Regions from separate parts of the Homo sapiens genome. Here region 1 is linked to region 2. A link is an interaction called in ENCODE POLR2A ChIA-PET data of the cell type or tissue named here. Cell type or tissue: IMR-90. All regions are shown on one strand.

Evidence for each region. ChIA-PET counts read pairs that join two places held together with the same protein. Peaks named below come from ENCODE experiments on the same cell type or tissue, not always from the same donor. Only the 100,000 strongest peaks of a DNase experiment are listed, where the experiment ranks them.
Region 1: POLR2A ChIA-PET joins it to region 2 with 11 read pairs; 3 of 35 experiments call an interaction of 5 or more read pairs at or near these places.

The regions. Positions count from the first base shown.
Region 1 is chr4:76,973,263-76,981,262 of GRCh38, forward strand. All of the region lies in intron 1 of SEPTIN11 (septin 11), which reads left to right. Among named protein-coding and RNA genes, the nearest start is that of SEPTIN11, 28 kb to the left of the region's middle. In IMR-90, no CTCF peak of the experiment used is centred here; a DNase peak (open chromatin) is centred at 4,679; H3K27ac peaks cover 598 bases.
Region 2 is chr4:76,720,942-76,728,941 of GRCh38, forward strand. All of the region lies in intron 3 of SHROOM3 (shroom family member 3), which reads left to right. All of the region lies in intron 2 of SHROOM3-AS1 (SHROOM3 antisense RNA 1), which reads right to left. Among named protein-coding and RNA genes, the nearest start is that of SHROOM3-AS1, 78 kb to the right of the region's middle. In IMR-90, a CTCF peak has its summit at 2,665; DNase peaks (open chromatin) are centred at 2,680 and 3,210; H3K27ac peaks cover 3,867 bases.

The DNA.
Region 1 (8,000 bases), 250 kb after region 2:
CCACCAGGATGACAGACGGGTCTGCCTCTCTTTTCCAGCCCCAGCCTTGTTCCACAGCATCCCTTCAGTCAGTCAGGTCCAGAGAAACCCACCTGTCACTCTGGTGCAAGGGAACTGGCTGTGGCTTGCAGTGCGTGTGTGCATGATACAGCATACGTGTGTGTGGAGCAGCCACGCAGCGCAGCACAAGGGAGGCAGCTCAGCTGTTGATGCCCAGAGGAGGGCCCTCTCCCAAGGTTCCTCATCAGCTCTTCAGCTCTCCACACAGCTCAGCATGGATTTCCTCAGACCATCCCAAACATAACCTTACATTTTGGTGAAAATTTGTCTACTACTTTTTGTATGACACAAATCGAGCAAACAGCACAGAAACCAAAATCTATTTATTTGGAAATATTCTGAAGCGATTCACTGGTATAATTTCATAGTGTTAAAGCGGGTTAGAACCCAGGCTCTGTTACTTACTTGCTCTAAGAACTTGGGCGAATTTCTTTGTGTCTCTGTGACTTTGTTTCCACATCTGCGAGGATGTACACTTTAATGCATTTTTTATGCACCTTAGACCAGTGCCTGGCATATAAATAATACCTTCTGAATGTTAGCTAGTTTTAGAGATGTAAAGCACTAAGCCACTATTTCCAGAGCGGTGGTCCTGGCACTATTTCAATACACCACCAACATTTTATATTCGTATCACTAATAGTTTTGGTGATTTGATACCACTTTTACCTCTCCTCATAAATCAAGGCATTTTGTGGTCTCTAGAGAAGTAGGGTTCATTTGAGCCCCAGAATACAGCTTCTGGCTTTGGATCTATGCTTTTCCAGCAATCTTTTGATCACTCACATGTTGTCCCCTCATTTGAGCCTAAAGAATTGGTTTCTCTCCCCTCTCATATTGGTGGTGTTCATAAGTTCTACCCACTAGCAGTTGAAATTGGGACAAAAACATCCCAGATGTCCCGTGACTCTTCCTAATTCCTTTTCCTGTTGTCCTCTTTCTTTCTTAAAATTATCCCCCTTTGCCATGGTACTGGTCCACTATTTAAAGGTCAGTGACTCATGTTGTGCCTCAACACTCTGCCAATCCCTGTACCGGATGCTGGGGAGGCAAAGTGAATACCACTTCAGGTTTTTGTTACTGGAGATTTCATAGAGTGTTAGAGCAGGAAGGGCTCACAAAGAAACAATCTCATCTAGCCCTTTTATTTTACAGAGAAAGAAGCCAAGACCCAGGAGAGTGAGTGACCTGCTTAAGACCCATAGGCTCAGAACTGGAGCCAAATCCCCTGACACTTGCCCACACTACAAACCCAAGGACAGTAGAACTAAGGCGTTCTAGATAGGTCATTTGTAGACAGATTCTTCAGTCGTTTCACACTGCCAAGTGGAGAAAACCCAAACTCCCCTTCTAGTCACCGATCTTGTGTTTAGGACCCTGGACACTGGTTTATTTATGGTGAAAAGAATCTCACTGTTGGAGCTGGGCTGCAGATGGAATGAATCAAGTTTAACTTAGGTCCTCAATGCAGTTGGATATTTTATGGTAAGCTACCCTTTGTAAGAAATGTGAGCGCTTGGGTGGGTGTGGTGGCTCATGCCTGTAATCCCAACACTTTGGGAGGCCGAGGCAGGCAGATCACTTGAGGCCAGGAGTTCAAGACCAGCCTGGCCAAAATGACAAGACCCCATCTCTACTAAAAATACAAAAATTAGTCAGGTGCGGTGACACGTGCCTGTAATCCCAGTCACTCAGAAGGCTGAGGCATGAGAATTGCTTGAACCCAGAGGTTGCAGTGAGCAGAGATTGCGCCACTGCACTCCAGCCTGGGTGACAGCAAGACTATGTTTCAAAAAAAAAAAAGAAGAAAAAAGAAAAAAAAAAAAAAGAAATGTAAGCCCTTTTAAAAGGCTTATTGAACACAGCTTGAGTTACTCTTGGTGCCTCTCGTGTGTGTATCTCTAGGACTAAAGAATAACTAATGCCTTGCGGACAACATAGAACGTGGTTGGAAAACTCTTTCTACCATCCCAAAGTGTTTACTATGACTATGTCAGCTTGGGGCATTTTTGGTTAGTTGGTATACTTTCTACAAACATGAAGTACTTCCCGTAGCCATTCCCATAGGTTTTTGTTGCAACTTCAATCCGCTTCTATTATTATTACTTCAAGTTTGAAATATATTTACTTATTCACTTAAAATAACAATAATAAACTTATTACATGTTAATGTAAATAACATTGTTTTATGAAAAATACATTTTTCAAGTCAAAAAATTAGCTGAGATGCATTGTTTCACATTTTGCAAATTTCTTTAATGTCTGACTTAATGGACAGCTGGGTCATCAGATCTGTATTTCATTCACTCTGATGCAGCGTATTCTTTTGGTTGAAGTACCTGAAGATCCAACCTCACATAGGTATGTGGTTGGAAAAGGAGGAACTTATATACCCCTAAAAGGTTCTTGGGGAGGACCCAAGGATTCTCTTACCAAATTTTGAGAACCACTTTCTTTAAAGTAACTCATCTACTCTCTGTATCTTTACCTTCAGTCTTCTCTAAGGAGGAGTTCTGAATTTCCTACAGATAACTTGGAGAAGGAAGTAAGCACTTTTGTTATTTTGAAGTTAGTGACTGTGTCCTGATAGTAGTGTATAAGGTAACACTATAAAGAAAAACAAGAAAAGAGTTTAAGGCAAATTCAGGATAGTGTTTACCTCCAGTACAGAGGGAGAGTGATGCCATCTCACAGGATACCATGGGGCTTCAAAGCTTTTGTTAATGTGTTGTTTTTTGGGCTGGGTGTTGGGTATGTGAGTGTTTGTTCTATTTTCTTTACATGGTAAGGACATGTTGTAAAAGATTATGAGGTATCTACTTATATACTTAAAGAAACCTCTGGTTTTTAGTACTTGAGGAAACAGTAAATACTGTATTTTGTATTCAACATTTTCTGCTTTTTTTTGGCTTGTATCTCTTGCATCTTTCTAGGACCAGTTTTTTAAAATACCCCTTTTGATACCTGGCTCACCCATCAGAATTATTTTTCACTTCCTATACTTGTGTTAACATAAGATCCAAGGCTTGTGATTCCCTAATTGCTGCATGAATACACAGAACTGGAGACTTGCAAGCTCAACTTTGGGACTAGAGTGATGAGATTTCTTGGTGTCTGAATGTTTGACTGTCAGACGACAATGGCTTTCAACCGTTCTAAGCCTTCTATGTCACATTGATCCTGGCCCTCAAAGACTCGTTGGTTGTTCTCCTTTCCACTAGATAATAGGCTGATTTTGTGGTATCTAAACAATCATAAAGTTGCACTTCTTGGAAAGGGTAACCCGCTATTTGACTTATGTTGGGAGCCATCCCACTCTGTAGTATCTTCTTGCTTGGCGTCAGCATTTTAGACTTTTGTTTTGATGACCCAATACCTCTAGTGAGGTTTTATTTGAAGTCTGATACCCACTCTGACATAGGCTCTGGCAGCCTTTAATCTTTTATCCCATTGCAAATGTTAGAATCCCGTAATTTAACAACTAGAGTTTATGTACCTTTCCTCAATGACCCTTCTCCACCCATCTATGTTACAGATGATGATACTGAAAACCAGAGAAGTGGTGGTCCCTGTCACTTATAGCCAACCTAGCTGAAATAGGATTGGAAGCCCTGATGGATGTTTAGCTATGGAATATAATGGTTAAAGTAGTTTTTATGTTTTTTTCCTTATTTGCCTTAAGGTAGATAAGCCCAGCTACACAATATAACATGGAATGAGGTAGAGAAAGAAGAGTATAGTGTTCTAAAGAAAGCATTTTTGGTGGGAGAGAAATTTAAACCATAGTAAAAAGCTCAAGAGAGAGAGAATATGGCAGTAAATAATATGTGACTTTGAATTTTTTAAAGTTTGATTTTAGAATGCTCTCCCCTTTGTTACACTTACAAAAATATTACTGCTTAAGTAGATGATATCTGAACATGGTTTCCAAGGGCCTGAGTAAACTATTTGTAATTACCTCATGGATTGTTAGGAAATCAACAAAACAGGTATTTTATGTTGCTGCCATGGTGGCTAGTGGTTGAACATTTGTTCCAAATTGCAAGTTGCAGAGAAGTGCATGTAAAGGAATGTGAGTGTAATTAAAATGCCTTCAGAAATGGGGGTCTAAGTAAATATTGTATTTATTAAGTGAAACAGCACAAGTGAAATTACCAACTAATGCCTAGCTCAGGGTAGGCTTTAGAATAATGAATATTAGTTTTCCTGAGAGTAAAAGTATTGCTAGTTTTTAAAGACTTATTTTTAAATATAAGCTCAGAAGTGGATAATGGAGTTTCATCAGTAAATCAATATTTTTTTTCATTAGTCTAATTTTAATACCAGGTAATGAGCATTTTTAGCCTTTCTAAAAAGGATGAAGGAGTGAGTCTGGGGATGTCCTCTTATCCCAAAAGGTTCGTCTTTTTTTTTTTTTTTTAGGATGATTAAGTTGATAAAATGGCTTACCAGTTCCTTGCACATACTAGGTAGAGATACAGAAAATATTTCTTCTCTAGCCCATACTACCGAAAGGTTATTTGTTTGTTTGTTTTTGGTAATACAAGCATATGTGTGTTTGCTCCTCAGTAGTCTATAAGAAGCTAAGGAGGAAGTGGTGGGAATATCTGATATGTTAGTCATGTGGTTTTAATCAGTCAGGACTGCTAACTGCATCCTTTCTTGTTTTTCTTTGCAACTTCTATGTAAGCTTTGGTTGATTTTTCTCTGCAACTAATTCTTACAGCTTTGCCAGAGAAAAGTAAGAAAGGAGACTTGATAATCCTTGCTCTTAGAAGAGTGTGAGAGAGAGTAAGAGTGATTGCTGTAGGCTGCCTAACCTTAATCTGTACTCTCTGGGTTAGACTTACTCTGCTTCTTTTCTGTGAGAAATATAAGAAATCCACTCCAGCAGCTGGTGGTGGAGGTCTCTTCTTGGATTCTTCCTTCTCTTGTTTCCTGCTGTTCCCACTTCCCGTAGCTCCCACGTTGCTTTCCTTGTGTGCTCTTACTTGGTGGAATAGGGCCTGTGCACCATGACAACCTACCTCTCCAGCGATTTCTCACCTTGGAAGTTGGTGACTTCTGTAGTGTGATGTGCTTGGGTGGGCCACGCATGTCCCTTGATGGCCAACACACACATCACTCTCTGGTTTATAAAAGGTTGACCAGAGGTAACTTTTCTAGACTCCCAGGCTCTACTAATGTAGTGGCCTGGGCTTTGGAGGAAGCCTGCTTGGCTTTGACTCCTGGCCCTACCACTTACTTGCTGCACAACCCTGAGCAGCTTAATCTCTTAGAGCTTCACTGACCTCCACCGTAAAATGGGAATAATAACGGTGCACACCTCAGAGGCGATTGTGAGAAGTAAATGAGACCTATGTAAAATACTCAGCATAATGCCTGCCATATATGTATAAAATAAGAGCTTTATACTTGTGAACTTTAGCAGAATAGTTTATTTCCTGAGAGCAAACACCCCTACAACGTTTGACCTCTTCACTACCGTGTCTCTCCCTCCCTGCAGTTGATTGTGACTAAGTGTTGGGAAGGGTTCATACTGAAGCATGTGGCTGGAGTATTGACATCCCTTTTCTCCATTTTCCAAGGGCCCTCTTAAACTTCACTTCCTCCATCAAACATACCATGGGCATTTCAGCCCATAGTGAATGCTCCCTCCCATGAATTCTCTATCACTGCACTGCTGCTCCATGGCTGTTGTTTTTGGTTGGGGAAGTCAGGTTGTATAGACTTTGTGAGAAATAAGTTGCTGCATTCATTCATCCTAAACATATGGCCCTGGCTACTTGTGATGTCATGGTACATACAGTTCAAAGTAAGATGAATAAGACAGGGTTCCTGTCCTCAAAAAATGTACATTCTTTTGGGGGCCTGACCAAGTGAGAAACTAAGTGTACTGCTAGATGCAAGATGTGACCAAGGACCCAAATAGAGTGGACCTTTATAAAATAAGAAGCAATGGTGTCTAATTCAAGGAACCAGGGAAGGCTTAGTGAAGAAAGTGGCATTTTGCCTGGAATTTTGAGGATGAGTAGGATTTGACAAGTGGAGTTGAAGGTGGAGGCATGCTCTGTGCAGAGGTCGGTATGCTTTGAAAAGAGTCAGTTGTCCAGTTTAGTGTATGGGCGGTGGTGGACTTAGAATCTGGCAAAACTGGTTTGAATGCTGGTTCTGCCATGAATTGAACTTTAGTTTCCTTCTCTGTAAAATGGAGCCAATAGTATCTACTTCACAAGTTATAAGGATTAAATGGGAAGGTTTTTAAAAGGGCAAACAAAGGGCCAGGCATGGTGGCTCACATCTGTAATCCCAGCACTTTGGGAGGTCAAGGCAGGCGGATCACCTGAGGTCAGGAGTTCAAGAACAGCCTGGCCAACATGATGAAACCCCGTCTCTACTAAAAAATACAAAAATTAGCCGAGCGTGCTGGTGGGCGCCTGTAATCCCAGCTAGTTGGGATGCTGAGGCTGGAGAATTGCTTAAACCAGGGAGAAAGAGGTTGCAGTGAGCCGAGAAACTCCATGTCAAAAAAAAAAAAAAGTGGGGGCAAACAAGCACCCAATAAACATTATTTTCCTGATGGCTGGAGTGGAAGGAGGGACATATTGAGAAGCTTGAAGGGTAGACCAAGCATCAAGCATGGTGACCTTTGAATGCCTTGTTTGTTTTTGCTAAACCATACTTAGTATTGTGGTCTTTTCATAAATGTTTGATAAAATTGTTTTTTGATTGATTGATCTAGGGAAATGGCAGACCCCTCTTTTTTTGTTCTGTGGATAAGAAAGTGGTAGAGCCTGTTGCCTTTTTTCCTTCTCTGGGTATTTTAACCTTCATCATATAGGTACTCCCAGCAACTTTAAACTGATACTTTGAAAAGATAGTGATCTACTTTTCCACCTTGATCCCAGAATATGAGGTGAAGTATGAGGTACATTTATTGGTGCTCTGTTCTCCATGGGGACTAAAGCTTCACAAGTTTGTCTGTCCAAACACATCAGGTTTTACAGTGATTGTTTCTTGGGTGTTCATGCATGTGACTTGTGGCTGTCACACTGTCTTCTGAATTATTAATATCCGGGCTAAAGGGTGGATAGGAAGTGGAACTGAGAAGGAATCGTGGGGAATTGCTGCCAAGCCTTGTTTCCTTATATCGGTGGCTGCAGCTGCCACATTGCGCTAAACCCACTCCCGGTAATAAGCAACCTAAGTGTGTACATTTGGTGCAGTTGTGGCAAAAGAGGCTTAACTCTGTGTAGCCATGATTACAGTGAGATACGTGGTCTGACCCTCTCTATGTGGGAAGGGATTTGAGGCTTGGATTTTTCTCAAATTCAAATGGGAAAGTAGTTCTTGTTTTTGCCAGTGTAATCATCACTTATTTCCCTTAGCTTGCCATTCATTTTATCTATGTGAGTAATAATTATTCAAATGGACCATTAGGCTTTGGGAGTGTTTAATGGCAGCCACCTGGATCAGTGCCTAAGATTTTTGCTAATTCTGGTTTGTCTTTCACCCTGAGTCTCATTTAACTTCAGTTTTTCCTTCCTACAGATCGTATGGATTACAGCAAGGATCTCTTGCCAAGCTATAATCTTTCAAGTTTTGATTTTAGCTTAATGCTTCCCTGTAATCATGCTATCAAGACTGTCAGAAACATATTCCCATTCACATATCCCATACTCTTAATCTATCAATCTAGGACCATTGATGTGGAATTGGACCCGATCTTGCTGAGAAGTCTGGGCTGCTGACCCAAACCTTTTGTGCTTTGTGGTAACAACATGAGTAAAAATGTAACCTGTGCTCTTGCACATATTTTATCATCTCTTTTTGAGAGCTGATGGGATTTATAACGGATTGTTGTATGCAGTTGCATTTTCCCTGTGTTCTACTTGGGCCCTACTTGATTATTCAGACATATCAACATGATGATAATGATA
Region 2 (8,000 bases):
TTGTTCATATTGAGTTTATTTCCTTTTTAAAATGTGAAAGGGGGCAATTTAGCAGTAATTATCAAAATTGGAAGTGCATTTACCCTTTGAGCCAGCAACTCCACTTTTAAGAATTTCTCCAGCACTTTGGGAGGCCGAGGCGGGCGGATCAAGAGGTCAGGAGATCGAGACCATCCCGGCTAAAACGGTGAAACCCCGTCTCTACTAAAAATACAAAAAATTAGCCGGGCGTAGTGGCGGGCGCCTGTAGTCCCAGCTACTTGGGAGGCTGAGGCAGGAGAATGGCGTGAACCCGGGAGGCGGAGCTTGCAGTGAGCCGAGATCCCGCCACTGCACTCCAGCCTGGGTGACAGAGCGAGACTCCGTCTCAAAAAAAAAAAAAGAATTTCTGCAGACATTTCAACATACATAGAAAACACTATGTGGACATGGTTATTCATTGCAGCATTATTTGTAATAGCAAAAGACTAGACATGAAAAAGTGTCTACAAAAGGGGTCTGGTTAAACAAATATATGCATACGGTGGAGTACTAGGTAGCTGAAAGGAAATAAAGGTATGAGGAAGCTCTGTAAATACTGGTATAGAATGATCTTCAATATGTTTGAGGGCTTTTATTTGAGAAGGGGGTCTCAGTTTTGCCCAGGCTGATCATAAACTCCTGAGCTCAAGCAATTCTACCACCTCAGACTTTCAAGTAGCTGGGACTACAGGCGTGAGCCACCATGCCCAGCTGAATATGTATTGTTGAGTAAAAAAGCAAGGGATAGAACAGGCCATGAAGTTTCTTTTGGGAAAGGAGTGAAATGAGATTATATGTTCATGTTTGCCTGTATTTGCATAACAGAACACTGGAAAAGATACTTAAGAAATTAACTACAGTGGTTAGCTTGTAGGGGCAAGAGAAATGGGTGTGGTGGAGGAGGAATACCAGAAGTAAATATGGGGAAAATATGAAGACTTTATAAACTTTATAAATTTTGATGATGCATACATGGTTATTTATATTAATCCAGATACATTTATATATGTTTAAAATGTTTCATAAGCAAGGCATAGGGGTACGTGCTATAGTCCTAGCTACTTAGGAGGCTGTGATGGGAGGATTGTTTGAGCCCAGGAGTTCAAGGCTGCAGTACGCTATGATCATGCCACTGCACTCCAGCTTGGGTGACAGAGTGAGACCCTGCCTCAAAAAACGATTTCATAATTTTAAAAATACATGAGGAAAAATGGGGAAAAACAGCAGTGGCATGTAAAAAGAATCTTTAAAAACAATGCTTTACTATTCACAATAGCAAAGACATGGAATCATCCTAAAGGGCCATCAATGACAGATTGGATAAAGAAAATGTGCTACCTATACACCATGGAATACTATGCAGCCGTAAAAAAGAATGAGATAATGTCTTTTGCAGGAACATGGATGGAGCTGGAGGCCATTATCCTTAGCAAACTAACGCAGGAACAGAAGACCAAATTCTGCATGTTCTCATAAGTGGGAGCTAAATGATGAGAACACATGGACATATGGAAGGGAACAACACACACTGGGGCCTACTTGAGGGTGAAGGGTAGGAGGAGAGAGAAGATCAGAAAACATAACTATTGGGTACTAGGCTTAGTGCCTGGGTGATGGAATAATCTATATAACACCCCCAGTCCATGACACAAGCTTACCTATATAACAAACCTGCATGTGTACCCCTAAAATTAAAGTTAAAAAAAAAACCAGTGCTTTATCCCCAGCTAAGCACAGTGTTCAATAAGAATATGATGAAGATCTACAATTCAAATATTTGAAATTTTAATTTAATAGACCTAATTTGCAGAATATATTGATGTATTTTGTTTCTTTTTTGGGGGATATGGGGGTGTTTGATTAGAACTTTCTTATGATGGACTTTGTCTCATAGTATTGCGCACTAAACAATAATGGATGGAGAGGTTGATGGGTTAGTAAGGGGTTTAAGAAATATGGTAACTTTTATTTTGTGGTGCTGGTAGTCTGAGTATATTTTGTATTCTTATACACTTGACTCGGGTCCAGTTGATAACTGGCAGAGTTTTATAACACTGCACCGAGAAGAGCCCATGCAACATGTGTCATAACAGTTCGTTAAAGAATAGCATCAACAAAAAAATTAGTTCTTAGAATTTTTTATTTTCCAACTAATAGTTGTCACTTTCTCCATTTATCCAAAGCATACCAATCTTTCAAGGTCATCTGAAGTCCCACTGTACTACTAAGCCTTCTGGCTGACTTCAGACCCCATTCATGTGAGCTTTTTGTATCCAAAATGCCTCTACAGCCTCGGTGGCCCAATATGATCTGAATTTTATACCATCTGCTCTTCACTCACAAGGCTCTGGCTATACTCTCTTGTATTCTTTAAAAACCCAAACTCATTCCTCCTCTCAAGGATTTTGCATTCATTTTTCCTTTGGAGCTATATATTCTTCTCCTAGCTCTTTGCATGGTTAATTATTTCTTATCATTTAGGTCTTGGTTTGAATGTCACTTGCTCATAGAGGCTGTCTCTGACTTAAATGGGGACTTTCCATCACACTCTCACATTACCCAGTTTTATTTCCTTCAGAACCCTTATAACTATATGAGAATATCTTGTTTGATTTGCTTACTTGCTTACTCCCTGTCTCCCTCCTCTGCCTCTCCCACCTCATTGCACAGTGCTCCTTACTTGCAAATTAAAAGCACAGGCTCTGGAGAGAGATGCCTGGGTTTAGTAGCTGTGCTGCTCACTACATTTGTGACAGTGAACACATTGTTTATTCTGTATTTACCTCACTTTCCTCATTAATAGTCCTGTATCATAAAGGTAATATAAAGGCTAAGTGAGAAAATACTCGTCAAGTGCCTAGAATGGTGGTTGGCACTCAGTAGGCACTCAAATATTTTTTGAGTGAATGAATGATGCTCTGACTTTGTTTAATAGTTTTTCTTGCATCTGAGCCTCCCCAGCAAGATTATAAACTCTTAGGCCTTCCAAGACCTTGCAGAGCTCCAACTATAATTTAACAAGGTTGAAGGCACATAGGTGATTAGTGAATACTGCTTAAAATACTGAACTTACTGTAGATTTCTCAGAAACTTGTTTTGCATTCCTGAATCTCTCTGTGTTAGGGCAAAATCATCTAAGAAGGACATCATGTCACTTGCGAATTCCAGTTTCATCAGCCTACCCATCCCACGCAGTTAAGCTTCCTTGTTTGTGGTTAGGAATGCAACAAAAGGGCTTTGTTTGAATTACACCCACACACAAAACTTAGTTTGCTAAATTTTAAAATTAAACCATCTTCTGACTTACTGATATGCTCATGATGTGATGTACTTTAGGAAAATATTTCTTTAAGTTCTTAAAGATCAAAGTGATCCCAAAATGTAAAATTAGTATGCCATGCTCTTTAGGAATGCTTATTAAATGTTTCGCATCATTGAGAAAGTCAGCTGTTTAACTGAAAAAATAGCTGTTTAATTTTTTTTTTTTAACTCTCAAGCTACAGTGAATTGTATTTTCAAAATGAAAGACTATTTTAAAAATACTTTGCTTTTCAATAGGTAATACATGCGTATAGTATAAAATTTGAAAAGTTACAAAATGAAATACAGTGAAAATAAGTTTTCCTTCCCAGAGGCAGTCATTGTATCTAGTTTCTTAAGTGTCCTTCCAAAACTACTCTTTACGTTAATATACACACATGTGATTTTCCCCACATACTGTAGCAGACTGTACATGTAATTCTGCATCTTTCCAGTGTAACAATATATTTGGAGATATTTCCATATCAGTATGTATAGAGATACTTCATCCTTTTTAACAGCCATTATATGGATATACCACACTGAGTTAACTAGTCTGCTGCTAATGGGCATTTAGGTTGTCTTCCAATCTTTTGATGGGTATGTTATTTTAAAAATCATTTGCTAGATGTTGTCAAACTGGCCTTCATTCAGGTTGTACTGATATACACTGGTGGGCTATTTTTGGTCATCCTTTTCAATTCTTCGCTTATTTCATCACTTACCTCCTATCTGTACGGTATGGAAGAATCTTATAAAACAAAGATTTATCTCCGAAGCCCTCTCCCAACATATCTTCTGCATCTAAAAGAAAAGTTGTTTTTTGTTTTTTTTTCCTCGTGTTTTTGTTTTTTTCAGGGCCTTTTGATTTGCTTCCCCCTCCCCACCCCCACCGCCAAAATCATCCTGTCATCTTGTTCTTAATCTATTAGAACTGTGATGAAACCTGATACTCTGCCCAGGGCAAATAAATAGTTACCTCTCCAACCTCCTCCAAAGTAAAAGCTCCAAAGTTGAGTTTGCTGTCTTTGTATTGCAGGTATTGGACCTACTTTCTAAAGCACTTATTTTATCTGTACTGTAGGAATTATTTCATTTGCTCTTTCCTGCAGAATGTAAGCTCCTTAAAGGCAGAGACAATATCTTAGTCATTATTTCTTTAAAATATCTCTTTAAAATTTGTTTAATTTTTTATTTTCTTAAATGGACATTTAATTGTACATATTTATGGGGTACATAATGATGTTTCAGTACAAATAATGTATAGTGATGAGATAAGGATAATTAAATATTTTTAAATATCAGTTTCAACTCTTCTAGTCCTCATGTACCACATCCCTGGAGCCCGATCCCGTGTGTCACCTCCCTCACTTCTCCCTCTTCCAGGTTAGGTTCATCATGAAAACAGAGGACATTGGGTACGAGGTCCCCTCAACTTTTCGTGCTACCTACTTGCTTTCACATTTGCCAGCATCCACCTTTCTTCTATCTCAACAGCACTGGCTTTCCTCCTCCATAAGCTCATACCCTTCACCTGAGTGTTTGAATCCCATCCCTTCCTGAGTCTTTAAGGAGTCCTCCTCCTGTGTCCTGTGTCTTCAGATGGGCCTCTGCACGCTCTCTGCCTTATAGACACTTGCTTGAACTTCTCATTTAAAACAAAAACATTAGGAACAAAACCTTTTCACTCCCTGGATCCCTTCAGTCTTCTAGCTACCACCCTCTTCTCCCCTTTAGAAACAGGTTTTTGAAGGAATCATCTGCCCATACTGCCTGTCTTATCCCTTGTTCACCTTTAGCCCCATCCTAAAGCATGCCATTGCAAGGACTTGCTAGTTGCCAAATCCAGTGGCCATGCATCTACCCTCATCACACTAACCTCTTTACAGCATTGCAGTGGTTGACAGTTTCCTCCTCCTCCTCACTCTCCCCACTAGAAATCTGTGAGACTCCCATACTTAACTTGTTTTCCTCCTCCTTCTGTGGAAGCTCCTCTTGGGCTTTTTCCCAGGCTCCCTCTCCCCTAAATTTTGATCATTCTCAGAGACTCATCCTTAAATCATTTCCTTTGTCTCCCTGTTCATTCTCCTCAAGTCACTTATCTTCTCTCAAAGGCCCTGTGTTTTGTGACTTGTAAATTTCTATATGCAGCCCAGCCCTCAGTCCTCTAGTCCTTCTCCACTGAAAGTCCCACAGGCACTCATTCGCATGCCCCAGAATGAGCCATCAGCATCCTGCTTATTTCCTCTTCTCTCTCTCCACTCCCATCCCCTCCATCTAAAAAAAAAAAAAAAAAAAAAATTTAAGAGACTGTCTCTCTGGAAGCTGCAATGCAGTGGCACACAGTCATTGCTCGCTACAGCTTCAAACTCCTGGGTTCAAGTGATTCTCCTGCTTCAGCCTCTGAGTAGTGGGGACTACAGGTGGATGCCACCACACCCAGCTAATTAAAAAAAAAATTGAGCCCCCTGCCTCAGCCTCCCAAGTAACTCAGCTTATAGGCACAAGCAAACTAGAGGGCCTATCTGGAACCCCTGAAGTTATCAGTAAACGTTGTCTCACACCTCATCTCCTTGACAGGAAGACATCTTTTTTCCTGTGGAGCCTGTGGAATTTATCACTTTCTATTTCTCTTGGGTGGGAAAATCTTCTCGGCATCTAGCTAGGCATGGACAGATACTGTTGGGTGATGATGCCACTGAAGAGCCGTCCTTAGTGTCACGTGGTGCTGGTCTGAGGTCACGGTCCATTGGTGTCCATTGGCTTCTCAAGGCCAATACCCAGTCCCGGGGCTAATTTCTACTACTGAGAGTGATTCTGCCAACTCCCTTCACTAAGTAGTGGGAATGAGCAGTAGGAAGATGACAGTTTGTTCTTTCTCTTCTTTCTCCTAATGTATTTTGGGCCCACTGGGGTCTAAAATGATACATACATGAAACACCTCTAGGTATCTCATGCAAAAGAGACTTTATTTTTTCTTTGAGGCTGGGCTTTTGCTATGTGATTAAGCAGTGGCATTTGTTGAGTACCTGAAGTCATATATAACTGGGTTTAAACCCTTACTCCCAGACTTACTAGCTGTGTGATTTGGGCCAGCCCCTGAAGGGTTTAGAGCACTAGGAAGGATTTCTAATCATTGGATGGAACAAGGTGATAAACCAGGAATCTAAGTCAGTGAGGCAGCCTACCTTCAAGGAACCGGTTGAAGATGCAGCAGCCTAATTTCTGGGGACTTTGGTGTCCAAAATTAGAGAAGGACTAGCAGCAAGAATACTGAACTGCTAAGATGCTGAGCCATGAACCCTCAGGCTCCCTGCCTACCTGCACTGAGAAAAAGGTTGATTCGGCCGGGCACGGTGGCTCACGCCTGTAATTCCAGCACCTTGGGAGGCCAAAGTGGGCAGATCACAAGGTCAGGAGTTCAAGACCAGCCTGGCCAATATGGTGAAAGCCTGTCTCTACTAAAAATACAAAAAATTAGCCAGGCATGGTGGCACAGCCTGTAATCCCAGCTACTTGGGAGGCTGAGGCAGGAGAACTGCTTGAACCCAGGAGGTGGAAGTTGCAGTGAGCCAAGATTGTGCCATTGCACTCCAGCCTGGGCGATAGAGCAAGACTCCATCTCAAAAAAAAAGGTTGATTCAACTTTAGAAGGCCAAGGTGGGCGGATCACTTGAGGCCAGGAGTTTGAGACCAGCCTGGCTGACATGGTGAAACCCCGTCTCTACCAAAAAAAAAAGAAATGCAAGAAAAATAATAATTAGCCAGTCATGGTGGCGTGTGCCTGTAGTCCCAGCCTCCTACTCAGGATGCTGAGGTACAAGAATCACTTGAACCTGGGAGGCAGAGGTTGCAGTGAGCCAAGATTGCGCCACTGCACTCCAACCTGGGCAGCAGTGCTGAACTTCAAGGTTTAGTGGTTACATGGGACCTGTTATTGAAGATTAGAGAGGTATGGTGATATGGTTTGGCTGTGTCCCCAACAAAATCTCATCTTTAATTCCCACGTGTTGTGGGAGGGACCCGGTGGGAGGTAATTGAATGATGGAGGCAAGTCTTTCCCATGCTGTTCTCATGATAGTGAATAAGTCTCATGAGATCTAGGTTTTAAAAAGAGGAGTTCCCCTGCAAATGCTCTCTCTCTCTTTGCCTGCTTCCATCCATGTAAGATGTGACTTGCTGCTCCTTGCCTTCTGCCATGATTGTGAGGCCTCTCCCTAAGCCATGTGGAAGTGTGAGTCCATTAGACCTCTTTCTTTTGTAAATTGCCCAGTCTCAGGTATGTCTTTATCAGCAGCGTGAGAATGAACTAATACATGTGGGGACAAGGAGGCAAACAAATTGTCATATGTTGGTTCTGCTGTTGATGTCTTGATTTTGCATCTACTTCATCTCCTTAGCCCAAGCTGTGCACCTGCTCCCTTTTGTTCCTTTATAGTTTCCAGGTGGGTGAGGTCTGTTTCTTTTTGGCCTATGTTTACCCCCGTGATTTCAGGTCACAGCCACTGCTCTGATGGCTCCCTTCCTCACCACCATGGCCAGGGTCCGAAAGGCTGTGACCATGGTAAGTCTCAGGCCAGGCTCTGTCATAATTATTGACTCAATACCTCACTGGGGAGCTCGGGGCAATACCTCACTGGGGAGCTCGGGGCTGGGCGCCTCATCAGCACCAGCAGTTC